Regions from separate parts of the Homo sapiens genome. Here region 1 is linked to region 2. The links are chromatin contacts, found by Hi-C or POLR2A ChIA-PET in ENCODE. All regions are on one chromosome and are shown on one strand. Each heading gives the region's core, a stretch centred on a gene start or an enhancer-like site at or near the end of the contact. The rest is flanking DNA. Distances are from core to core; before and after follow the strand shown. Region 1 holds the start of RGS16 (regulator of G protein signaling 16). Region 2 holds the start of IER5 (immediate early response 5).

What was found. A loop is a pair of places that touch in the nucleus more often than their neighbours do. ChIA-PET counts read pairs that join two places held with the same protein, here RNA polymerase II (POLR2A). Pooled maps may share reads with other maps.
Region 1: a loop to region 2 is called in a pooled map, with 3 times the contacts of the local background. The contact joins the promoter of RGS16 here to the promoter of IER5 in region 2. A Hi-C loop is called at or near these places in 1 of 168 maps with a recorded cell type or tissue (natural killer cell), 1 of 37 single-sample maps with no recorded cell type and 9 of 50 pooled maps. POLR2A ChIA-PET finds 5 or more read pairs at or near these places in 2 of 52 experiments (A673 and WTC11).

Annotation. Positions count from the first base shown.
Region 1 is chr1:182,602,464-182,605,996 of GRCh38, reverse strand. RGS16 (regulator of G protein signaling 16) reads left to right here and starts at 1,608. Exons shown (of 5, transcript NM_002928.4): 1 at 1,608-1,781; 2 at 2,658-2,768; 3 at 3,513-3,533. The coding sequence starts at 1,738. RefSeq lists enhancers at 1,294-1,373, 1,844-1,893, 1,984-2,043.
Region 2 is chr1:181,087,300-181,090,836 of GRCh38, reverse strand. It overlaps IER5 (immediate early response 5), which reads right to left and starts at 2,137. Exons shown (of 1, transcript NM_016545.5): 1 at 1-2,137. The coding sequence starts at 1,934. The coding sequence ends at 951. It overlaps LOC124904465 (a long non-coding RNA gene), which reads left to right and starts at 2,336. Exons shown (of 2, transcript XR_007066762.1): 1 at 2,336-2,562; 2 at 2,967-3,040. RefSeq lists silencers at 330-624, 1,199-1,418, 1,619-1,778, 2,089-2,358 and an enhancer at 639-808.

The DNA of each region.
Region 1 (3,533 bases), core at 359-2,858, 1.5 Mb before region 2:
GAGCACTGTCATATAAGCACCTTATATGTTGTCACGGATGCTGTGCGGTGCCACCCAGATCCCGTCTTGGGGACTGTGATCATCATTTCCCAGGGTGTTAGTCTCTCTCCAGGAATTGCTCTTGACAAAGGGCACTGCCTTAAGATTAGGCTGTCTTCTTGGGCAGCTGTATGCAATGAATGGTCTTTATGGGGTTACCAGGGCCTTGTCCTCTTGCTTCAGTGGACAGTTCCAAAGGGCCAGCTGAGCTTCCGGGCATTCCTTGGAACCAGCTGGGGTCTCTGTTGAAATGGCATGGCCTTCAACTCCTCCCTCTGCCCAGACCTGCTTTCTTTACTCCCTCTTAATTCTGATAACTCTCCCCAGTAAACCTCCTGCATGCAAGTGTCTACCCGAGTCTAGTTCCTAGGAACTCAAACTAAGAATTAATTTATTTAGTTCTCACAACCACCTTATGAAATAAGTTGTTCTCTTCGTAGAGACAAGGAAATGGAGGCATAGAAAGGTTAAGCAGTTTGCCTCGTCTCCCATCAGTAGCCAGTTAACAGTGAACGTGGCCTTCCTGCAGCTGGGTCTTCAGCAGGTCACCTGGCAGAGCCATGACTTGAAACCTGAAAATCTAACTCTAGACCCTGTACTTTTAACCTCACATACAGCCTCTTAATAGCAATCCCAATGCCTTTATGGGAAGATGAGGTGAGAGGAAGGGCATTTATTACCTTTATGTCAGAGATGGAGACAATAAGGTATTAACTGCTTAAACCCAGGATCGTCCACAGGTATAGCCGTGACCGGGTACTAACCTTTGTGTGTGTGTGTGGTGTGTGTGTGTGTGTGTGTGTGTGTGTGTGCAATGGAAAAAGAATGGCAAATTCACATTTGAATTTTGGAGCCAACACTTACTAGCTGCACATCTTTGAGCAAGTTATTTAATAACTAAGACTTTGAGCAAGTCTTACTTATGTGCCTAGCACATAGTAGGTGTTCAATAAACTACTCATCCCTATTCCACTTTTCTGTCATCTCCAACTGTGATCTTGGACAAGTTTATTTAGCTTTCTGATTCTCGATTTCTTCATCTATAAAATGGAGATGATGATGAAGAGCTTACTTAGCCCCGTGTCCATCATGGTAAGAGCCTCGTAAAGGGTACTTATCAGTATAATCAGATGCTGTTTTGCCCAGGTTTGCACCCTGTGCGCCTGTCCTCAGGACCCAGCAGGCTCAGACTTGCCTGCGATCAAAGAAAGCCCTGTGTGCCTCCCAGACCCACCACCCCCGTGCAAACTCTCTCAACACGACACCGCTGCGTGACTTTCCTGCTGTTACTAGAGGTCGGCAGGTACTTTTCCCTAGGAAACTGGGTGTGCACGTCTCATCCCCGTGCCAATTCTCTTGCCGCTTTTCCTTCCACACGCGGCGTCCTCTGGGCGGAGGGTGCAGCTCCGCGTGCTCCAGCTGCCGCGAAAGTTGCACCCGGCCCAGTCTGGCTGCGGGCCCCGCCTCCGCCTTCTCAGCGCCCAGCCCCACCCTCCGATTGGTCAGCAGTGCCCAGCCCCGCCCCGCTCCTCCGAGGGGATTTAAAGCAGCGGCCGCTCAGTCTGGGCGCTTGCAGGCTGCTAAACCCAACCGCAGTTGACTAGCACCTGCTACCGCGCCTTTGCTTCCTGGCGCACGCGGAGCCTCCTGGAGCCTGCCACCATCCTGCCTACTACGTGCTGCCCTGCGCCCGCAGCCATGTGCCGCACCCTGGCCGCCTTCCCCACCACCTGCCTGGAGAGGTAAGGGGAGGTTGTCCAACTGCTTGGGGGAAGTCCCACCAACTCTTAGGGAGTGGAGCGGCAGGCCTGGGGACCTGGGTGGGCGCGGGGATGGGGCGCTAGAGGCTTGAGTAGAGAGGTAGAAGCGCACTTGATGCCACGTGCTCAGATTCCAGGAGCAGGGAGAAAGCAAGGGGAAGGGAAGCAAGGGCCCGCGGCTTGCTGCCATCCCCATCCTCTGACAAACTGCAGTCGTGCTCAGGTGACCTGCTGAAGACCCGGCTGCGGGAAGGCCACGTTGACATTTCCAGGCAGCACTGAGCCTGCCCATTTCTTAAGCATTTGTTTTTCATTCCTCAGACCAGAGCTAGGGGCATTGCCTCCTCTGCCCCTGGAAGACAGGGAGATTTTTTTTTTTTTGGTGGGGTGTGTGGGGGTGGGGGCTCCCACTGTTGAGGGTGTGTCCATATTCCAGAGAGCTACTCAACAGCTTCCAATCCTTACTGGCTGGGAAGGAAAAAGTAAAGATGAAGGCAGGAATCAGTTTCCCACACAGTTCAGAAATACTTCTGAAAAGAATGCTGAGTTCTTTTCTGAATCAACAGGCACGAAGAGAGATCAGTGTGACTTTAGGGAAAAGCCCATATATGCAGCGTGTGTATTACCCAGAAAGTGTAAGACCTACCACAGCATAGCTCAAACATTGCTTTTGTTGCTTTGGGGTTGATGATGCTGATAAGAGAAGCACTCTTGGCCTGGGGACAGCCAAGAGTTTCCAGGAACTCTTGAGGCTAAAGTTTGGGTGGCACCACCCAGAGCTCTTCTGGGACCCATAAACCTCTCCACACTGGCTGAGCAAATGAGAGAATGCTTTCATGTTCCTGATTTGTTTTTCAGAGCCAAAGAGTTCAAGACACGTCTGGGGATCTTTCTTCACAAATCAGAGCTGGGCTGCGATACTGGGAGTACTGGCAAGTTCGAGTGGGGCAGTAAACACAGCAAAGAGAAGTAAGTGTTGCTGACCAGCTCAGGGCTCCGAGAGGGAAGGGAGTGGGAAGGGAGTCATGAGGAGGGAAATACAGGGAGAAGCCAGGACACGCTAAGTGGACCTTGGCAACACCTCCCTAGAGATTTTAGTGGGACTTGTTGCTGGTCTGTTATGACTACTTGGCTCATGGGTGAGTGGGTAGGTGGCTCCAGGGCTCCAAGTCCATCCACGGATGAGGGCACACAGGGCATGAATGCCTAGTTCCCAGACTCTCCCACCTCGGGATTCATTGCACGTGCATCCAGGGCTAGGACAGAATCCAAGACCACTTGAAGTTTTCTAGTATGCACCTTGCCTAGAAACTCTTTCATATTGGCTATCAACTGTACCAAACTCTGGAGTTATGTGTAGATGTAATCTCTATTTATGAGGACCTTATTTCCTTGGGAAGGTGTACAAAACAAATCTTTGAGAGTCAGGGGAATTGAAATAATTTTTGGACAGAGACGAGACAGGCTTAGAGATATTGACTGAGGACTAAAGAGTCCCTGGCTTTGATTTCTGGTTGCTGAATTGTGCTCTAGAAAGCACTACTGCTTACCCTAAGTCCAACTAAGAGTTTGAGGTGTCAGCTTCAGCAATCACCAAGCAAGCCTTTCTGTGAATTTTATGCAGTTTTCCATCAGAGTTCTGGCTAGAATTTGTACTATGCTTTGGTTTGTTGATTTTTTTTCTTACTCTTTTTTTTTCTTTTTGTCTTTTAGTAGAAACTTCTCAGAAGATGT
Region 2 (3,537 bases), core at 888-3,387:
GCTTCAAAATATTTAATACGTGTTAGACACGTAGAAGTTACATTTTTATACAAAAATCAATACAACGAAGGAGAAAATACTGTACAAAAACCTTATCAGCTCCCCCAACCTTTATACAACAAAGACTGGAGTCACCATATCTACAAAACCATAAGGTCTTTCCACTTCGGGCTTCTGTCTGTAAACTCTCATTAAACACTTTTTAAAAGCACTGTGTAGTACTTCTGACCTAGAGCTTTTAAAAATATATCTTTTCTCTATAAACTCCATTATTTCCAAGCTTGAACTCTTCTGTGAAGTTCGTCAAGCTTTTTCTCCCCTGCGGGGAAGCAAAGGACCGTTAATACGCCCCTTTCCTAGAGTAATCACAGGATATAAACGTTTCTTCATTGGGAGAGAAAGGTGGGGAGGGACAGAAGGAATCCAAGTCTGTGCTCTTGGCTAAATCCCTCTCGTCTTAGGAAATCCTGTGCGGAAACGCCACTCCTGGCCCTGAAGCGGGTCTAGCTTTCCGGTGAGGGGTAGGTGTAAAGTCCCTCCCTCCCCGGAGAACGAATGGGGAACTCCCCGGCCCAAACCTTTTAGCCGCTTCCTTCTCCACGCAGCCGGCAGAGGAAAGTCCCTGTCTGCCCCCAATCTCTTAAACCCTGGGGAAGGAGTGGTGCATTCCAGAAGAGCAAAATAGTCTTAATGCCACAAGACAAACTTACATACACAGACATACACAAACACAAAAGTTAACGATCGTCCTCTTCCAATGAGCCTCAAGCTCCCAGGTCTCCAGATAAGCCAGATGCGCCCGGGGGCAGTTTGCGATGCCCAGAGGCAACCAGTCTGCCCAACGCGCTCAGCGCCCGCGGTCTCTGGGCGTCCTCGCAGCCGGGAAGGGCCTGGCCCTCACTTCGGGGACGCCCGCTGCTCCACCTCCTCCCCGCAGGGGGGCCAAGGGCTCAGAAGGCCACGATGGCTGTGCTCCAGGGGTTCATGTCTCTCAGCACCGGCTTATCGCAGCAGATCTGCCCGGGCTCGGCGGCTTCCGGACCGCTCTCCTCTCCCTCCTCTTCCTCTCTGCCGCCCCCGGGGCTTTTCCGTAGGAGTCCCGAGAAACTGGAACCGAAGATGCTGATGAGGTTAGCCACGTTCCCGGTCTCCATCTCCTCCGCGTCGTCGTCCTCTCCTCCACTCGGCGGCTGCTCTAAGTTCCGGCGGGGCTTCTTGAGCGGGGTCGAGCCGGGCGCCGGGCAGCCCGCTGGGCCGCCGCCCACCCCCGCCGCGCAGCGCTTCCTGGGGCACACCGCGGGCGGCGCGGGGGGCTCGTCCTCCGCTGGTTGCGGCGCGCAGCAGCAGGCAGCGCGGGGGGTCGCGGCCGGTGTACCCGGCGGGTCCTCCCCGCCTAGGGGGCAGCCGCAGGGGCGGCGCGCGGCACGAGATACCTCGGGGAAGACGCCCCAGCCTCCGGCGGTACCCTCGGCTTCTCTGGCCGCCGCCTGGCGCGGCCCCTCCACGCGGCTCCAGGCAGCTTCCGTCGCGTCCGCCTCTCCGCCCTGAAAAACGTCCCCGACTCCAGTCACCGTGGCCACCGGCACCTCGTCCCCTACCCGCGGCGCGTCTGAGACGGAGGAGCGCTCCGGCTGCGGCTCGGTCTCCGGCCAAGAGGCACGAGCGGCGGGCGGGGGCGGCTCTCCCCAGCCGGCGGGTGGCCCGGCCGCCGGCTCCCCGGGCTGCTGCTGCGGTGGCGGCGCCGGGGTCCCAGCGGGACCGGCCAGGTAGAGGCCGGGGCACGGGTCGCTCAGGTAGACTTGGCGGGCGCTGCGCAGCACCAGCGAGACCAGGAGGTTCTTATGCAGCTTGATGCCGCCGCGCTGGACCCGCGAGTTGTAGATCTTGCCCAGAGAGATGCTGACGATGCGATGAGCCTCCAGCTTGAACTCCATCTGCTTCCCCTGCACAGGGCCGTCGGCGCCGGGGTGACACGTTTGGAAATTGGGAGGGAACGGGAGGCGCAAACAAGTCCGCCCCCTGGGCACACCCTCGATCACCTAAGACTCCGAAGAGAAACGACTCTGGTGACGCGCGCGCTGCTCTACTAACCTCTCCAAACAAGACAACTTCCCCGTTTCGGGTCCGGTCGCTAAACAGGGCAGCCTGGCTGCCCCGCGCCTTATATAGGCTTCTCGACCGCCAATCACGAAGGGCCGCCAACCGTTCCGGGGCTGGCCGGCGCGCCCTCGTGCGCCGCGCACGGCCAATCGGAGCCCGAGGAGGGGCGCCAGGGCCCGTTCGAACGTTAGTCCCGCGGAGCAGGCTCTTAAAGGGGGCGACGGCTTGCGGCCGCAGACCAGGCCCGTGGGGAGTGAATGTTCGGGACGGTGCTCGAGAGCGCTACTGTTTGGAGTTACAGATTCTGGCTTGTGCGATGGCTTGCCGGAACCAAAGCGAACAAAATATTCGAACTTTCTTCCGAACACGGTGGTGGACTCTGTTCTGCCATAAAGTCCTGATCCTTCCCTGATCGACTCCGCCCTCACCAGCCACACCACCGTTTCCAGGCCGGCCACACCTGTAAGCGACCCCCCTCAACCCTGGCAAAAATAGAGATGGTGGCCATACGCGGCGGAGGACACCCCTGGATAACAAATAGTATTACTGCAAAGTATTTGGCAATCATTATTTTTGGATGAGCCGCTTTCCCCGCTAGAGTCACATACACTCTTAGCAGCTGTCAGTTCTAACCCCAAAGAAAAGGGGGATTCTAAAAGTTTTTGCCTAGGTTTTTGGCTTCTTTTCAAGGAATCGTGTCTAGATACAAAGTTATTGGTTGTCCTCTAAAGCTGGCATCTTTCACTTTGTTCTCTAGATTCTAGAACAAACCCAGTTATCAAATAAGTTAAATGGAAGATGTTACAGGTTCTCCACAATGATTTTTTTTTCCTTTTTTTTTTCCATTTCCATTTTTCCATTACAAGGACTGACCAGTCCACCCTTGGAAAAATCGAGCAAGTTCTGAAAATAAAAAGAAAGAAGTCCTGTGTTCCCATGATGATGTCATAATTTCATTTCGTGTCAAGGTAAAAATATAGTGCTAGGGAGTTCCAGAATTTTCTGGTCAGTCAACAACTTAGTCCATCTACTGGTCCTTATAAGTATATCAGGACACAATTACCACGGGGTTGCCCAGGGTCCTGGACTGGAAACATGGAGTCACTTCCAGTTAGTTCCACCGAAGCTCCACCACAGACCTGCCTGAGGACTCTGGGTAAATAACCTCAGGCCGCTTCAGTGTCTCCACTGCTGAAAAGGGGGAAGTCACATACACATCTGCGTTATTGTACAGACGATAAATGACAACTTCTCAGCCACAATCTGAATGAGAAAACTAAGCACTGCTTTCTTGGAGTCCATGTGGAACCCTGGGCCTGATCCTGCCCCGGGGTTGGTCAAGCAATGAATTTATTTAGGAAAAATACCAGTGAAGAGTGGGCTTGATCATGACCAATTCACAATCTCCAGAGGATGTGATGGCTCAATAGCATTACC